Linked DNA regions of Mus musculus: all the other regions are linked to region 3. The links are chromatin contacts, found by Hi-C or POLR2A ChIA-PET in ENCODE. All regions are on one chromosome and are shown on one strand. The core of a region is the stretch at or near the end of the contact, and the rest is flanking DNA. Distances in the headings are between cores, read along the strand shown. Region 1 has its middle 19 kb from the start of Ppp1r21. Region 2 holds the start of Ppp1r21 (protein phosphatase 1, regulatory subunit 21). Region 3 holds the start of Fbxo11 (F-box protein 11). Region 4 holds the start of Foxn2 (forkhead box N2).

Region 1 (3,803 bases), core at 240-2,739, 450 kb before region 3:
GGAGAGAGAGAGAGAGAGAGAGAGAGAGAGAGAGAGAGAGAGAGAGAGAGAGAGGCAGGGCACAGAACTAAGAGACAGAGCAACACAGTGCTGTGTGGACTTCTGGGACCCACAAACAATTGAGAAACATTTTGAAGAAAATCCCAAGGTGAGCAGAGTGCAACCCCAGTAGACCACTCTAGTGTATACTAGATGTGGCGAAGTGTGCTAGAAAAGCCCCTCCATTCCAACAACGTATCCCACAGCCTTAAGGTAAAGCAACATAATACTCACATGGGTTACATTTGTGCAGGGAAGAAGGAAACGGGAGTAAGGGGAGTGGCAAAAACTGGGGTGTGCCAAACTCCATGTTCTGACACACGGGCCTAATAGTTATTTTCACTTTTCTCTAGTGTCTATTCTAAAAATTTCACAGCCAAAAAAAAAAAAAAGTCTTCGGAATACAGGAGACTCAGTCGCAGTAATGTCGATCAGACTAGAGACCCCTTCTCTGCTTCGGCTTTGGGCAGATTGTTCACTTTTATTATTAAAATCCACACACCTGGTGGGTTATATTTCATTTTTTTGTTGGTCGGTTTTGAGTCCCAGGCTGGTCTAGAATTTGCTGTAAAAGCCAAGATTAGCCTTGACGACTCCTCACTCCATGGTCCAAGAGCTGGATGGGATGGCAGGCATGAACCACCGGTCCACCCACTAACCACTCAATGCCCCAGCCCAGCCAACAGATATTTATTAAGAAATAACCACAAGCCGGGCGTGGTGGCACACGCCTTTAATCCCAGAACTCGGGAGGCAGAGGCAGGCAGATTTCTGAGTTCGAGGCCAGCCTGGTCTACAAAGTGAGTTCCAGGACAGCCAGGAGTATACAGAGAAACCCTGTCTCGAAAAACCAAAAAAAAAAAGAAAGAAAGAAAGAAAGAAAGAAAGAAAGAAGGAAGGAAGGAAGGAAGGAAGGAAGGAAAGAAAGAAAGAAAGAAAGAAAGAAAGAAAGAAAGAAAGAAAGAAAGAAAGAAAGAAAGAAAGAAAGAAAGAAAGAAAGAAAGAAAGAAAACCACAAACGTCCCACAAACCTATCGCCCCTCTTCCCTATTTTCAAGGTCTCCGTTCCATTGGCTTTCTCAAGCTGTTTTCTGCCTGGTATAACCTCATTTTGCCACCAGGGAGCGCGCCATCACCAAATTTGCAGCCACTTGAGGTGACAGTCCTGAAACTGGTTACCAATCTGAGGCACGCCCATGACCACTGGTAGCAATTGTTTAGGCACGTCTCTCTAGTGACTTCATCTTTTTCAGGAAACAATTAGCCTGTTTGAACAGAACAGGTTAGGCAAATTCTTAACTGGAAAATCAGTAAGTCCTTTTGCAGGGCGTGTTGGGACACTTTGCACTCTTTCAGCTGAGTTAGGGTGTGGACCCTTTGTCCTCACGTGATGGCTGGGCAAGGAGGCAAATAGCCCTCTTATGCAGGCACAACCCTTCCTTTGTCCTGGGCGGCCTGGGCAGCGTTGGGGGCGGGGAGCACCTGTGGCTGGGATGAACAGACCCAAAGCAGTAAGGGGTCACAGACCAGACGCTGCAGCCCCCTCGGCCTTTTCTTCCTGGAACCCAGCGAGTTCCGGGCCACCTTCAGAAACACAAGCAAGGCTTTTAGACTAGGACAAGGGGCTGGAGGAGAGGGTGAGAGTTGAAGCACCCTTCTCAATGCGATTTGCCTGGGCTATTTCCAACCTGTTCAAGAAAGCCCTTGGAAATACGGGGTGCTGAAGGCCTGTCTCAGTCTGACCGCTGTCCCCCAGATCCGTACAATTCAGTCAGTGTGGATTCTAACCCCTTGCCCGCACCCCCACTCCACCGACGGCTGCCCGGTTTTCTCTATGAAGCAGCTACATCCAACGCTCTCTCCCAAACCCTGTGAGTTCAGGTTAAGGGTGCTTTGCGGACTCCCAGCAATTCTGTCTAAGCTTTAACTACAGTCATACATCCCCACACTTCTGACTCTCACTAAACTCTAAGGGACATAACGACTTGTTTGCTTTTTTGATACACACTCATTTGCCCAGCTAGCCTGGATCTCTAAGAAAATCTAAGGGTGACTTATAACTCCGGCCTCCCTGAGTGCTGGGATCATTATGCCAGGCAAGCACTGAACCCCCATAAAGCCATTTGAAAATTAAAAATATCCTCCACGTCTGTCATTTTCTCCCCTGAGACTGTGCAAACAGACCCCAAGGATCGCAGCGCTGGGATGTAAGAAAGTATTTGAGAACAAGAAACCTTCTGAAAGCCCCTCATCACTGAGGCACTGCCTCTGTGTACAAAACAGGCCTGGGGAGCAAGGGAGAGGAAGGCTTCGCAAAGACAGGAATGACAGCTGATGAGAGAGATTGGGAGGAGCACGACAAAGGATACTTTTTTTTTTTTCCCCTTTCTGGTGCTTTCTGTAGTCACGCCTTCAATCCCAGCACTGGGGAGGCAGAGACAGGTGGCTCTCTGTGAGTTCCAAGACAGCCTTGTTTACTTAGGGGGTGGGTTCTAGGTTAGCCCTATCCAGAAAGAGAGGAGAGAGAGGGAGGGAAGGAGAGAGAGAGAGAGAGAGAGAGAGAGAGAGAGAGAGAGAGAGAGAGAGAGAGAATATACCTGTCATGTTCAAAGCTGAGACTACAGAAGACCACCATCTTTTGTCCCACATTCTCCAAATCTCCTGATCCCTGCCCACTCCGGGCCATCCAAACGGTGCTATCACGAGGACTGTGATAATTAAATTCTGGCTGTCGGGCTGACGAGATGGCTCAGTGGGTAAGAGTACCCGACTGCTCTTCCAAAAGGTCTGGAGTTCAAATCCCAGCAACCACATGGTGGCTCACAACCATCCATAACGAAATCTGACGCCCTCTTCTGGGGTGTCTGAAGACAGCTACAGTGTACTTACATATAATAAATAAATAAATCTTTAAAAAATATATAATATAAAAAAAATTCTGGCTGTCATGTGCACTGGGCACTGAGGTAGGTACTGAAGAATTCATATACAGCCACAGTCGGGGCTGGGTAGTGAGTGAGACGCTCCCGTGGTGGAGAGAAGTGTAGAGCTTGGCAAGATTACAAAGGAGATGGGAACTGATCTGGTCCCCCAGTCAGTGGGTACATGAGTGGCTTACCGAGGGACACTGGGTTGAGCTATGGGACACAGCTGTACAGAGGACAGTCAAATACTTGACCTCCTGGAGGGGCATTCTAGTGATGCATGCTACACTAAGTCAGAATTTTGTTGGCAGTAGAAAGGGGAAGAGGTCAGGGGAGTTGGAGAGGGAGAAGTGACTCTTGAATGGTGACTCACAGATGAGAGGTGTAGGCGCCTGGGGGCGGGGCCCTGGGCATTGGGAGCAGAGGGTGTGCAGCACATTTGGGGAACAGCAAAGGGAGGGACTGGCGTGGCACAGGCAAGGAAGAGAGAGAAGCAGAAGGCATGGGCAGGCTTTCTGAACTGTTCCAAAGGGGGTAACTGTGGGAGTGGCCAGCTACTGGGAAACGCGGCTCTAAAAGAGAAATCAAAGCACTAGCTTGCAGCTTTGCTGATTCCACCAGGCACCGGTGTATGTAAAGGTGTAAAGTCTGAGCAGAGATCTAGGAGCGATCAGCTCCCAGCTTCAGCCGCTCAGGACGGCTAATGCTGACAGTGTCTGACTCCTGATACAGGGTCACACTTGCTGCAGTGCTGAGGGCAGAGCCTGCGGGGACTAAAGGAGACAGTAGGGTAGAAGCCCGGCTCCAGGGAAGTCTGGTAGTGGGGGAATAAGACAGTCT
Region 2 (3,966 bases), core at 706-3,205, 460 kb before region 3:
AGATGGATGGTTGGGTTTCTTTGACCTTCCCATTGCACACATCTTATCTGAAATCCACAGCCCTCATGATCTAGCCCACTCTCCCTTCACCACACTCTGCCTGCCATGTATCTTAAGATGTTTTCAGGACAGCCAGCATAGGCTAACCGAGTTACATGGAAAGCTACCACTCTCTTCATCCCCTTCCCTACTCCCTAGTGTAAGGAACTCCCCCTTCCCCAGTGACCTCTCCTCTGAGCTGCGCTGACCATCACTTGCTACACTGTATCATAATTGCAGGCCACGCTAATTTAAGGGTCTATTAAAGGTGATTGTGCAGCTTGAACTCCGGCTTTCTCAACTGAGCCTGGCACACTGCTTGCGGGGTGCACATATAACATGAGTTTGTTGAACACATTAACATACCCAAAAGAATAAAACCTTTCCATGCCTTTCATTACTTTAGGAGGTGATATAATTATTCCCGCAACACGGCCACTGCTCTGAGCCCTTCTGGAACTCTACTCACTGGCCATTTGGAACCAAACTTTCAAAGTTATTTACCCTCCAGAGATGGAAATCGGGCCCCTTACTTTATATGCATGAAACATTTTCAACCAAAAATAGTAGTGGCAAATTTGGGCACTGCCATCCTCCACCCACCCTCCTTCGTTATATGGAACTGTTCCAAACAAGGGAATCCTCCCCCAAAAGACAATGCACTATCTCAGGCGCTGAGCCACAGAAGTCTACGAGGATTTCAGACGGAACTACAAAGGGAGTGGACAAGGTGAGTGATAAGCTGAATGCCATCAAGGCTCCCATCTGATGCTGAGGACTTAAGGGTGCACGCTTAGGTGCCAGTATCATTTCTTTATATTTCACTTTACCTTCCCAAATACAAGCTTAATAAAATCATAAAGGGGGATGTCGTACACTTGGGTTTTTTTTTTTTTCAAATTAGAAAAAGGGCGAAATCTTTTCATTGCTTCTGTGAATGCCAAGATAATTGGAAATTAAACACGACTACCGAATCCTTTTCAAAGGCGTGAGATTCTGCTTTAATAACTTCATTAGAATATTCTTCAGGCAGAAAACCCTACCCAGAAACTGCACCACCCTTGTCCAAGAAAAAGGTTTCACCATTTGAAAGACTGACACTTCAGAAGGCCGGGTCCCTGTTTTGCATAATTCTGTATTTAAGGAGAACCTGCGGTGTGCACTGCCCCATTCCACGGAAGGAAGGTGCAAGAGAAAAAGACATCAGCCCCACCACCCAAGCTGTCAAAATCAGTGGCGACAACATCTGTATTCCAAAGCACCCATCCCAATGAGGCCGTTTACGCTCCCAAACTGATGTGGTGGCAAATAAGTCGTTTTAACTTTAAAAGCATCTCCTCGCGAAAAGGAGATGGTGATTTCCCCATCATCGGGCGAACTGAGAAAGCAGAGAGCATAGGGTGGTCCCTCATTCCTCCCTTCCCCTCAGGCTAGCACCAAGAGCTGTGCCTTGGATTTCTGTCATTCCATTTCTAAGCCTGCTGGTCCAGCGAGAAGGAAGACTCAAACTCCAGCTCCTTTCTGCAGAGACGCACACGGACCCAGACACCGCCCGGCCCTATCTCCATGGAGCTGCAGGTGGAGGCATCGTAATGGTGGAAGCAGGAGGTGGAGAGGAGAGGAGGAGCCCTCTGCATCCCCCCCACCATCCCAAATCGCTGCCACGGCCAGCTGAGGCCTCCGGGCCAGAAACCCCTGTCTCCCCCACCCACGATGGGTACCTTCGAGTACTCCTGAGCCAGCTTCTGGTACTTCCCCTGCAACTCTGCGGAGGCCATGGCCTCCCCCGCCCCGTCCAGGCCTGGCCGCCCGGGCTGCCGAGCCCCGCCCCCCGCCCCCAACCCCACACTTGCTCCTCCCGGGCAGGGCTCAGCCAGCTTCTGCAGCACCGCCGCCGCCGCCGCGCCTCCTCCTCCTCCACTTCCGGGTTTCCAGGCGGGAGGGAGGAGGAGCGGGACCAGAGGCGGGGCGACCACCGGGGGCGGGGCGACGTCTTGACATCACCGCCCCGCCCTCTGGTGCTCCGGTTCGCGCATGTGCGGCCCGACGGACCCGCCTGTGCGGTGCTTTTGCCCCTCCTGAGACCCTAGACGCCATGTTGGAAGAGGCGGGAAGATGGCGACCCGTTTCCGGGCGAGCCAGAATCAAGCGGGAGGAGAATGAGTGCCTACGGAATGGATGGAACACCGAAGGGAGAGACAGAGGATGCAAGGAGAAGCATTCTAAGAACATCAAGAATTCTGGCTACCCAGTCCCCTAGTCGCCATAGCAACCGCCTAGCGTCAGTCGCTTGCTTCTTGGAAGCTTGTTTTCCGCCTTCTCATTCATTATCTGGATACCCAGACTTGTGCTACACTGTAAACCGTCCAACCTAGCACATATTTATACCGTTTGCCCTTCTCCCCTTCTCAGATCAGAAAACCTTCATTGTCTTCTGTGTTTTGTCATTGACCTTTCTCTACTCAAATGCCACATGCCCGCCCCTGACCCTTATTCATCTATCAGAACATTTTAAGCCGTAAAAGAACATACAGTTTCTGAAAATTTCTACCACGCATTGAGATGTAAAGACCATTAATGTTTTGTTTTGTTTTTAAAAAAAAAACGGCTAGACTAGATATCTTGAGATACCTTATGATGAAAAACTGCTCCTTTTCATTTAAAATATTTTTGACAGTTCTGTTGAGGATTAATGTAGGTATAGCATTGAAGTATTTCTTGTTAGAATAATATGAATGAAGAAAGATATGTGTTTCTTGAGACATAATATGACAGTTGAAACTAATGAACTACATTTGTACACAAACACATACATATGAACATTATGCTAAATAAGTCAATTGCACTGGGTGCAGCTGTATAAACCTTTAATCTCAGTACTTAGAAGGCAGACAGGCAAATGGATCTCTACTGGTTTACATATTAAGTTTCAGGCCAGCCAGTGAAACTCTGTCTTTAAAAAAAAAATAGTGAATTGTAATATACTATAAATAATCTTAAAAATTATGAAGTGGAAGTAGCCAGACATGTTTAGTCATACCAGCAGTCCTAGCATTTGGGAGGCTGAGGCATGAGGAAGTCAAGTTTGAGAGCAGTCTGGACTACACACACACAGTATGTACTGTGTGTGTGTGTGTGTGTGTGTGTGTATAATCTCCATAATATGTGAAGTAACATTATTCCGATTTTTATTTTATTTAATGTATATGAGTACACTGTAGCTGTACAGATGGTTGTGAGCCTTCTTGTGGTTGTTGCAAATTGAATTTTTAGGACCTCTGCTCACTCCAGCTGGCCTGGCTCACTCAGTCCCTGCTTGCTCAGGCCCAAAGATTTATTTATTATTATATGTAAGTACACTGTAGCTGACTTCAGAAGCACCAGAAGAGGGCACCAGATCTCATTACAGATGGTTGTGAGCCACCATGTGGTTGCTGGGATTTGAACTCAGGACCTTAGGATCAGTGCTCTTACCTACTGAGCCATCTGGTTTTTTTCTTTTTCTTTTTCTTTTTTTTCTGAGACAGGGTTTCTCTGTGTAGCCCTGGCTGTCCTGGAACTCACTTTGTAGACCAGGCTGGCCTCGAACTCAGAAATCTGCCTGCTTCTGCCTCCCAAGTGCTGGGATCAAAGGCGTGTGCCACCACTGCCCGGCCCAACATTATTCTTAAACACATGAATATGTAGTAAAAACACAGAGACAACTAGAACACTGGTTGTTCGGTGCCTCTAGCAGAAAAAGAAGGAAATGAAACAGGACAGAGGAGCATCAACTTGATTTCTCTAGGTTTTTTAAAGTAAATATTATTACCTTTATTATGGAGGAAACGCATCTAGGAAGGCTAAGTCAGCCCTGTGGATTATTTAGAGGTATAATTAAAGTGAAAGCTGTGCTAGCTAGCTTCTCTTTTATCTGGGAGCAATCCA
Region 3 (3,694 bases), core at 1,099-3,598:
AGAGAACCATCGCCTCTGCCTCCTGTGTGCTGAGATTAAAGGCGTGCGCCACCACTACCCAGCTACAAATGTTTAATGCAATTAGAATTATGGACTCAATTATAATATGCTATTTTCCAGATTTTTAAAACTCTTCCCTCAATGCTTATTAAATCCAACCATAAACATTCATTTTCACCCAGCTAACAACCATAAATTATTTATTTATTTTAGTTTTTTTGAGACAGGGTTTCTCTGTAAAGCCCTGGCTGTCCTGGAACTCACTCTGTACAGCAGGCTGGCCTCAAACTCAGAAATCCACCTGTTTAATGTAATTAGAATTATGGACACAATTATAATATGCTACTTCCAGATTTTTAAAACTCTTCCCTCAATGTTTATTAAATCCAACCATAAATGCTCATTTTTACCCAGTTAACAACCATGACATTTTTAATACTGTTTATGTATTTAGTCAGATAGGATCTTGTTTCGCAGATCGGGATAGCCTAGAACTTGCTATCCCTTCTGCTTCAGCCTTCAGAATTCTGTGAATATAGGCTTTAGCTACTCATGCATGACTCGAATTGTTGGATTTTTTTTAATAAAATAATTTCTTAAGGTTTATGTGTGAGTTCTGCCTGCATGCAAGTCTGTACACCAAGTGCATGCCTGGTGCTTGCAGAGGCCAGAAGAGGGGGACAGATGCCCTAGAATTGGAGTTACAGATAGTTGGAGCTACCATGTGGTTGCTGGGACTGAAGTGAGACCTCTGGAAGGACAGCCAGTGCTCTTAAGGGATGAGCCATCTTTCTAGCCCCTCAAGATATTTTTCAAATAGCTGTCTTCACATACAGGTTTTGAAAAGATTGTGAGTCTTTGAAAATCACATGACCAAAAAAGAAAAAAAAAAACCCAGCAATTGTACATCATATGATAGGTTATTATTTAAATGGCAGGAGATGTCTGACATCTAGAAGGGTGATTTGCCAACAGTGGTGGCGAATGCCTTTAATCCCAGCACGTGGGAGGCAGAGGCAGGCGGATTTCTGAGTTAGAGGCCAGCCTGATCTACAGAATGAGTTCCAGGACAGCCAGGACTACACAGAGAAATTCTGTCTCAAAAAACCAAGAAAGAAAAAAGAAAAAAAAAAAGAAAAAGAAAAAAAGAAAAAAAGAAAAAAATCTGTAATTTACACATAGCACAATACCGTAGACTTACCTCTCCTGTGCGTCCCTTAGAATTCACTTTTCTCCCTCCCTTTCTGAAGCTTTGTAATGTTTTATCTATCTTAAGCCTAGAAAGCAATCAATGAAATTCAAGTAGAAAATCACTGACAGCTCCGAAATGAGGGAATCCAGAGATAAACCACTAGCTATGCAATAAGGAATAGTGAGCGGAGTACATTTTCAGTCTTCATAACGGCGGCCAGGGAATAGAAACACATTTTCCTTGGGGAGAGATTGTGCTAAGGGGACCAGACACAGATACAAAAGATTATTCCTCTCGGGGGTTTATCTTTCTTGACTTCGTGGGACCTAAAACAAAACCAATATAATCCATCACAACCTCCACCCGTTTTATTTTACTTCTTCCGGAACACCATGTAGACCACTTGCCCCCCCCCCCCCCCCAAAAAAAAAGCCTAAAGCAAACTAACTTGGTTAAAGATCTAAAACATTCTGAAAGTTTGGGCGACAAAAGCTGGAACCGACTCCAGACTCTCTCTTAAGTTCTCAGCAGAGCCGAAACAAGATTTCTTAAGGTTTGCAAATAAATCCCTTCAGCTGGACTAAAAACGCACAGAGCCTGGAGCGCTCCCTACAGCTGAGAGCTTGAACCTACCGAGCCCAGAAATCCGGAGTTACCCAAGACGGAGTCCCTCACTCCTTGTGGCGTTTAAGAGAACCAGGTGAAGGTTGGGGTGGAGGGAGGCTGAACCGGCAAAAGGCAGGATTAATCACTTCTCCCAATTGCATCAGCAGCCCCCGCCCTTCCTTCAGAGCACCTCCTATCCTAGAACCTTCGCTACGTACTGCCGCTCCTTCGCCCACCCCCGGCTCCATTATATGCCCTGATACCTCCCCATTATCACCCGCCCTGCCACACTCCCCCCTTTCCTCTTTCCTCCTCCTCCTCCTCCGTCGGGGAAGGAGGAAACCCGAGAGAGGAAACAGGGTGTTGGAGGAAGGGGGCTCCGCGATAAGAGAGGAGGCTCCATTGGCTCCGACACCGTACGGGCGCTTCCCATTGGTCAGGCCCCGCCGGAATCCACGCCCCCTCTGTCCCCGCCCCCGCCCCTCCCCCGCCGGCTCGCGGCCCTCCCCCCGCGCCCCCCGGCCAGCCCCGCGGCGGGGAGGGACCGACAGGGCTTGAGCGGAGAGGCTCCGGCGGTGTCAATGGCTCCTCCTGCCACGGAGCAGCAGCAGCAGCAGCAGCGGCAGCAGCAGCAGCGGCAGCGGCGGCGGCGGCGCTGGGGCTGAGGAGGGAAGGTTCCTTTAAGGAGGAGGAACGACGACGCCTCTTTTGCCCCTATCTCCTCCCTTTTACACTCATTTCCCCTTCGCCGAGGGTGGGGGTGGGGGGGGCGGAGGAGAGAGAAGAGGCCGAAGAAAGAGAAAATTCCTCGCAGGGCGCTCTTTCAGGGGGTGTGGGGGGAGGACGAGGAACGGAGGAGCCGGGCGCCCCCCGCGCGCTCCCGCCCCGCTCGGCTCGCCCTCTCCGAGATCGCCCGTCCGCCCACTCCCCCCGCCGCCGCCGCTGCCGGAGACGCCGCTCGGGAGTCGGCGGGCCCGGCTCGTCTGCTCGGCCGCCGCCGCGCTTCGCCTCGGGCTCCCCAGGCGGACGGACGCCCTTTCTTTCTTTCTCTTGCCCGGCCCGTCTCTCTGTCTGCGTCCCTCGCGGCCGCCCCGCCCGGCGGCCTCGGCCTTGCCCGTGCGCCAGGCCCGGCCGGCGGGCCTCGCTCAAGCTCCGGTGGTGCCCCCAGCCTCCCCGCGGAGCCGGGGGAAGCTCACGCCCGGTGGCCCCCCGGTCCCCGCGTCCCCGGCCGCCCCGCTCCTTCCCGCTCCCCACCCCCTTCCTCCCCGGCCCCGGAGCTCGCGGTGCGTGTGCGCGTGAGTGTGTGTGTCCCTCCGCCAACGCCGCCACCTCAGCCCGGCAAATGAACTCCGTCCGAGCCGCCAACCGGAGACCCAGGCGAGTGTCGCGGCCGCGCCCGGTGCAACAGCAGCAGCAGCAGCCCCCGCAGCAGCCGCCGCCGCAGCCGCCTCAGCAACAGCCGCCGCCGCAGCCGCCCCAGCAGCCGCCGCAGCAGCAGCCCCCGCCGCCGCCGCAGCAGCAGCCCCCGCCGCCGCCCCCGCCGCCTCCGCCGCCGCCTCAGGATCGGAACAACGCCGGCGAGAGGGGTAAGGCCGCGCTCGGGGCCTGGCTGGGCGGGCGGGAGGCCGGGCGGGGGCGGCGGCGGCGGCGGCGGCGCGCCCGGGGTGGGAGACGGAGGCCGAGCGGAGGCGGGTCCCACCGTGCCGCAGTGTTCGCCTGGGCCCGGCCCGGCCGGGCCTGGCCGGCAGGAAAAGCCGCGGCTGCGCGATCCGCCCGGGCTGCGGCTCAGGCCGCGCTTTGTTTGGTTTCGGGGCTGGCACCCTCCGTCCCCACCCCTCCTTGGGGCTTCCCGGCTGGCTCGCCCACCCCACGGGAGTCTGTTCGCGGCCGGGGGCG
Region 4 (3,931 bases), core at 816-3,315, 370 kb before region 3:
AGTAAACGAAGTCCGAACCATTTCTCCAGAACTCTATAAATGTAAGGGGTTTCCTTCTTAATGGTTTAACAATAACGTAAAACTAAGTAATAACACAAACATGCCATAGAAACAAATTAAAATTGCCGATCAAAAAAATGACGCATGATCTAGACTGTAAAGACATTCTAAATCTTCACTCTCCAGTAGTTTATTTTTTTAACTTTAATCATTTTCTCTTTCACTTTTATATACTATAATTTCCACCTATGAATTCTGCTCAAATCTGACTACATACAAAACTAGTATTTATCCTTAAAAAGATAATTTCATTGCTAATCTGTGTAAAAAGAAACAAATGAGTTTTTTTCATAAGCCCGAAATAATGCCAGAATGTTATCATTTCAGATTCATTAGAATCGCTCGTTATTGGCTTTGAAATTAAAACGATTTTTCTAAAGAGTCGGGGAACTCTTTTTATAAAGACATTGCCCTGTCGCTCTTTGAAGATACCTAACACTGCTGAAATTTTAAGATGAATCATCAAAGTTGCAGCGAATGGCAAAAATGGCAATAGACACCTTACCAGAATTGCAAAGGAAAGCCATTCTACGATTCAGGTGAAACAACTAGATGTGATCGGTTCGGCTTTTTCCACTTCCTCTTATTAGAGCGCAGAAGCCAAGACTATACCATTACAAAGCCCCTGCTGCGAGAGAAGCCTCAAGCTCTCTGGCCGCTAGAGCACTCTATTGCACTCAGCCGGCCACGTGGCTGTCACAATCAGAAGACAGGAGAAAAGAGCACCAACTAACCTGGAAATAATTAACCGCTCACAGCGGAGTTGCAAGTAGGGGAAAAAAAAAAAAAGTCTGTCATTTCTCTGCACTTATGACTCCTCCCACCGCCACCCAAAAGGTGGAAAAAGGAAAGCTTTAAAGCAGAAACCAAGTGCAAGAAGATCTCGAGAGCGCGGCTTCCCAATGAAATTGCTACCCCCAACTCGCGTGAGGTGCGGCGGTGGGAACCCAGGCATTTTGCCGGAGGGCAGCCGGGGGCGGAGTTTGCAGTGCAAGACCGAGCACCGAGCACGTGGACTCCCTGCCCCTAACCTCCCCGGCTCGGCTTCGGGCTGCCGGGCACTGCACGCCGGCCGGCACCCAAGCTCAAGGCCGCGGACCACCGCGCACCCTCCCGGCCCGAGCGCCGGGCCGGAGGGCAGAAGTAACCTCGGCCCCGAAGGAGATGGCGAACAGGAAGTGCACATGTTGCAACGCCGAAACAGTCCAAGTCCCACCCCCACCCCACCCCACCCCACCCCCGGCCCGGGCCAGCCAGGCTTGGGGGCGCCTCCGGCCGCGAGAACCGGGCTGGGGTCGCCACCCCACATCGGGGCCCCGCGCCCGAAGTTTACGCGAGTCCTCCTGGGCACTACTTCTCCGGGCCCAGCCATCCCGCCCGGGCCGGGCCGGGCCCCGGACTGGGACTCCACGCCGCGCGCGTCCCGCTCGGATGGGAGCCGGAGCGGCGACGTGGCTGGCGCGGGCTCCCCGGGACTCTTAGAGCAGCAACTCCCGGGGTCGCAGGTTTCCGCCTGGGCGTCCTCTGCCCTCTGTGGCTCCGACTGCGCGACGCCCCCTCCGGTACGGTCATTACCTCGGGAGAAAACTCCTAACTCCTCACTCCCGGGGACCCGTGCTCGCCTCGGTTCCACACCCCCGGGGCAGCCCACGCTCTGCCGGAGCCGCGCGCCGGGTACACCCCCGCGCAGGGGCGCCAATTCTTCCCGGGACACAAAAATGTCCCGGCGCGTCACGGGACAGCCGCCTCCGCGCCCCCACGCCCAGCGCCGGCCGCACACGCTGCCTCCGCGCCGCGCCGCGCCGCGCGACCCCGGGGACTCACCGTCACTCAGCCGCCGCGAACCAGAGGCGAGGGCCGGGCCGGGCCAGACACAATATGGCAGAGCACCGCAGCTGCTCCCGTGGCTCCCAGCAGCCGCCTCCGGGACACCCAGGCGCGAGCAGGCAGTGGCAGCTGCGGTGGCGGCCGCCGCAGCACCACATCCCCCCCCCCCCCACCCCTCCCGCCTGCTCGCTTCCTCCCCTCCTCCCCGCCCCGCTGCCATGACAACGCGGCGCCAAGGCGCTTGGCCCCGCCCCTCCTTCCGTCCCGCCTCCCGCAGCCCGCCCTTGCCTCGTCCCGCCTCCTACCAGGGCGGCGGCCGCCCCTCCGAGCTGTCGTCCTGCAGGCGGGTGGGGGGGAAGGTGGCGTCCGGAAGGGTGGAGCGGGCTCGGAAGGCAAAGCGAGGGGACGCTGAGGTTTACGGAGCTGGGCGTGCAGGCGGGAAAATGAAAAGCCCTCGCCTGTCGCCCGGAAGGACCTATGGGAGGGCGACCGAGGCGCGGCGCGGCTGCTGAGTGGACGAGCTGGCGCGGGACGCGCGAGTGTCCGCCCGCGACGCGTGTGCTGGGGCTGCCGCGACGGCCCGAACAGCCCCTTGGCTTTGAAAGTGTGGGGACCGGGAAGCTTTCTTGAGAACAACGCTACCTTCTTCTGACTGAAGTGCCGTGGAAACTCTATGCAGAGCAGATTTTAGAGGGGAAATGGGGCTTTGGAATCAGATCCAAATTTTACTAAAGATTTTCTGAGACTCTGTCTCCCAAATTAAAAACCAGTAATAAAAGGCAACACAGCAACAACAAAAATGTACAGAGCTCTCACTAATTGCTGTGTACAGTAATAAGGACTTAATATGCATTGTACACGTATTGCCTACACTGTATTGCGGGTACAGTGCTGCTAGATAAAACGGGAGTGGCCAGTTAATTCTGAATTGCAGACAAATGTAGAATAATTTTTAATGTTAAGGACATTCCCTTCGGGGTATACTTTCTGGTTGCTTCATGTTTTAGTGAATCTGCCAACTCTACAATTTCAGGAATTCCCTTTACATAGAAGGAAACTGAAGCCTAGAAGTAGCCTATCAAACTGCCCTTGGCAGTGAAGGTTTATGTATCAGTACTGGGTAGGGTGAGGCTGGAGGAGTGCCAAGATTTAGAGGTCACCCTGGCCTTCATAAGAAGTTTCTGTCTCAGCTGCGCGGTGGTGGCGCGCGCCTTTCATCCCAGCACTCGGGAGGCAGAGGCAGGCGGATTTCTGAGTTCGAGGCCAGCCTGGTCTACAGAGTGAGTTCCAGGACAGCCAGGGCTACACAGAGAAACCCTGCCTCAGAAAAAAAAAAAAAAAAAAAAAAAAAAAGAAGTCTGTCTCAAAAGGAAAGCAGGGTATAGTGCCTCATTCCTGTAATCCTGGAACTTGGAAGGAGGACATAGGAGACTCAAATGTTTAAGGCCATCTACATAGGGAGAGAGAGAGAGAGAGGACTATTCCATTGAATTTCTAAAAGAAAACTATAGTTTGAGTTTACTGTTATCATTATGAACCTGGAAATTAAACCTTTCAATTTCTATACCCAGTTCTTTAAAAACCATGCTACTGATACCTGTTTCACACAGATATAAATGGATTAAGAGAAAGGGTCTCTAAAACGGAGACATTGCCCGTCTGCTTGCTCAACAAAGCTTCATTTGGTTCCTGATGAGGGGATGTTGACTATTCAATGTCTTTGCATATAAAATGACTGAAGCAGGCTATCTGCTCGCAGTAAAGTAGATGAGCTGTGAATATGGCAGAGATGCAGAGGAATTGTAGGCACCCCGATGTACAAGAACAAAGCCAGAAATATTTGATTCCCTCATTCCACAAACAACATTATTCGTATGATCCATGTAAGCTCGCCTACCAGTTCTATTTCATTTTGTTTTGTTTGTTTGTTTTCTTTTCAAAGTCCCGGAGAATCCCAGTTTTCTTCAGAGTACGAAATCTCAGGGCAAATGTAAGATGTGCTTCAGCGGAGGAGCAACATCTACTGCAAATCTCCTTACATAGC

Evidence for each region. Hi-C counts contacts between places; a loop is a spot of excess contacts on that map. ChIA-PET counts read pairs that join two places held with the same protein, here RNA polymerase II (POLR2A).
Region 1: a map of heart shows a loop between it and region 3 (2.4-fold over the local background). The contact joins the enhancer-like site here to the promoter of Fbxo11 in region 3. A Hi-C loop is called at or near these places in 5 of 37 maps with a recorded cell type or tissue (heart and left cerebral cortex). POLR2A ChIA-PET finds 5 or more read pairs at or near these places in 1 of 5 experiments (embryonic stem cell).
Region 2: a map of left cerebral cortex shows a loop between it and region 3 (6-fold over the local background). The contact joins the promoter of Ppp1r21 here to the promoter of Fbxo11 in region 3. A Hi-C loop is called at or near these places in 5 of 37 maps with a recorded cell type or tissue (heart and left cerebral cortex). POLR2A ChIA-PET finds 5 or more read pairs at or near these places in 1 of 5 experiments (Patski).
Region 4: a map of left cerebral cortex shows a loop between it and region 3 (7-fold over the local background). The contact joins the promoter of Foxn2 here to the promoter of Fbxo11 in region 3. A Hi-C loop is called at or near these places in 10 of 37 maps with a recorded cell type or tissue (heart, left cerebral cortex and v-Abl transformed pro-B cells). POLR2A ChIA-PET finds 5 or more read pairs at or near these places in 1 of 5 experiments (Patski).

The regions. Positions count from the first base shown.
Region 1 is chr17:88,508,844-88,512,646 of GRCm38, reverse strand. No RefSeq gene overlaps it. Among named protein-coding and RNA genes, the nearest start is that of Ppp1r21, 19 kb to the left of the region's middle. Within about 2 kb of position 1,489, at least 2 of the 3 ENCODE cell types and tissues checked have a DNase peak (open chromatin) inside an H3K27ac peak, as active enhancers do; they include heart, where a contact is called at or near this core.
Region 2 is chr17:88,528,113-88,532,078 of GRCm38, reverse strand. Ppp1r21 (protein phosphatase 1, regulatory subunit 21) reads right to left here and starts at 1,955. Exons shown (of 22, transcript NM_028658.4): 1 at 1,761-1,955. The coding sequence starts at 1,817.
Region 3 is chr17:88,064,699-88,068,392 of GRCm38, reverse strand. Fbxo11 (F-box protein 11) reads left to right here and starts at 2,348. Exons shown (of 23, transcript NM_001081034.3): 1 at 2,348-3,384. The coding sequence starts at 3,141. Gm45950 (a long non-coding RNA gene) reads right to left here and starts at 2,268. Exons shown (of 2, transcript XR_385899.1): 1 at 1,826-2,268.
Region 4 is chr17:88,438,838-88,442,768 of GRCm38, reverse strand. Foxn2 (forkhead box N2) reads right to left here and starts at 2,065. Exons shown (of 6, transcript NM_180974.5): 1 at 1,885-2,065.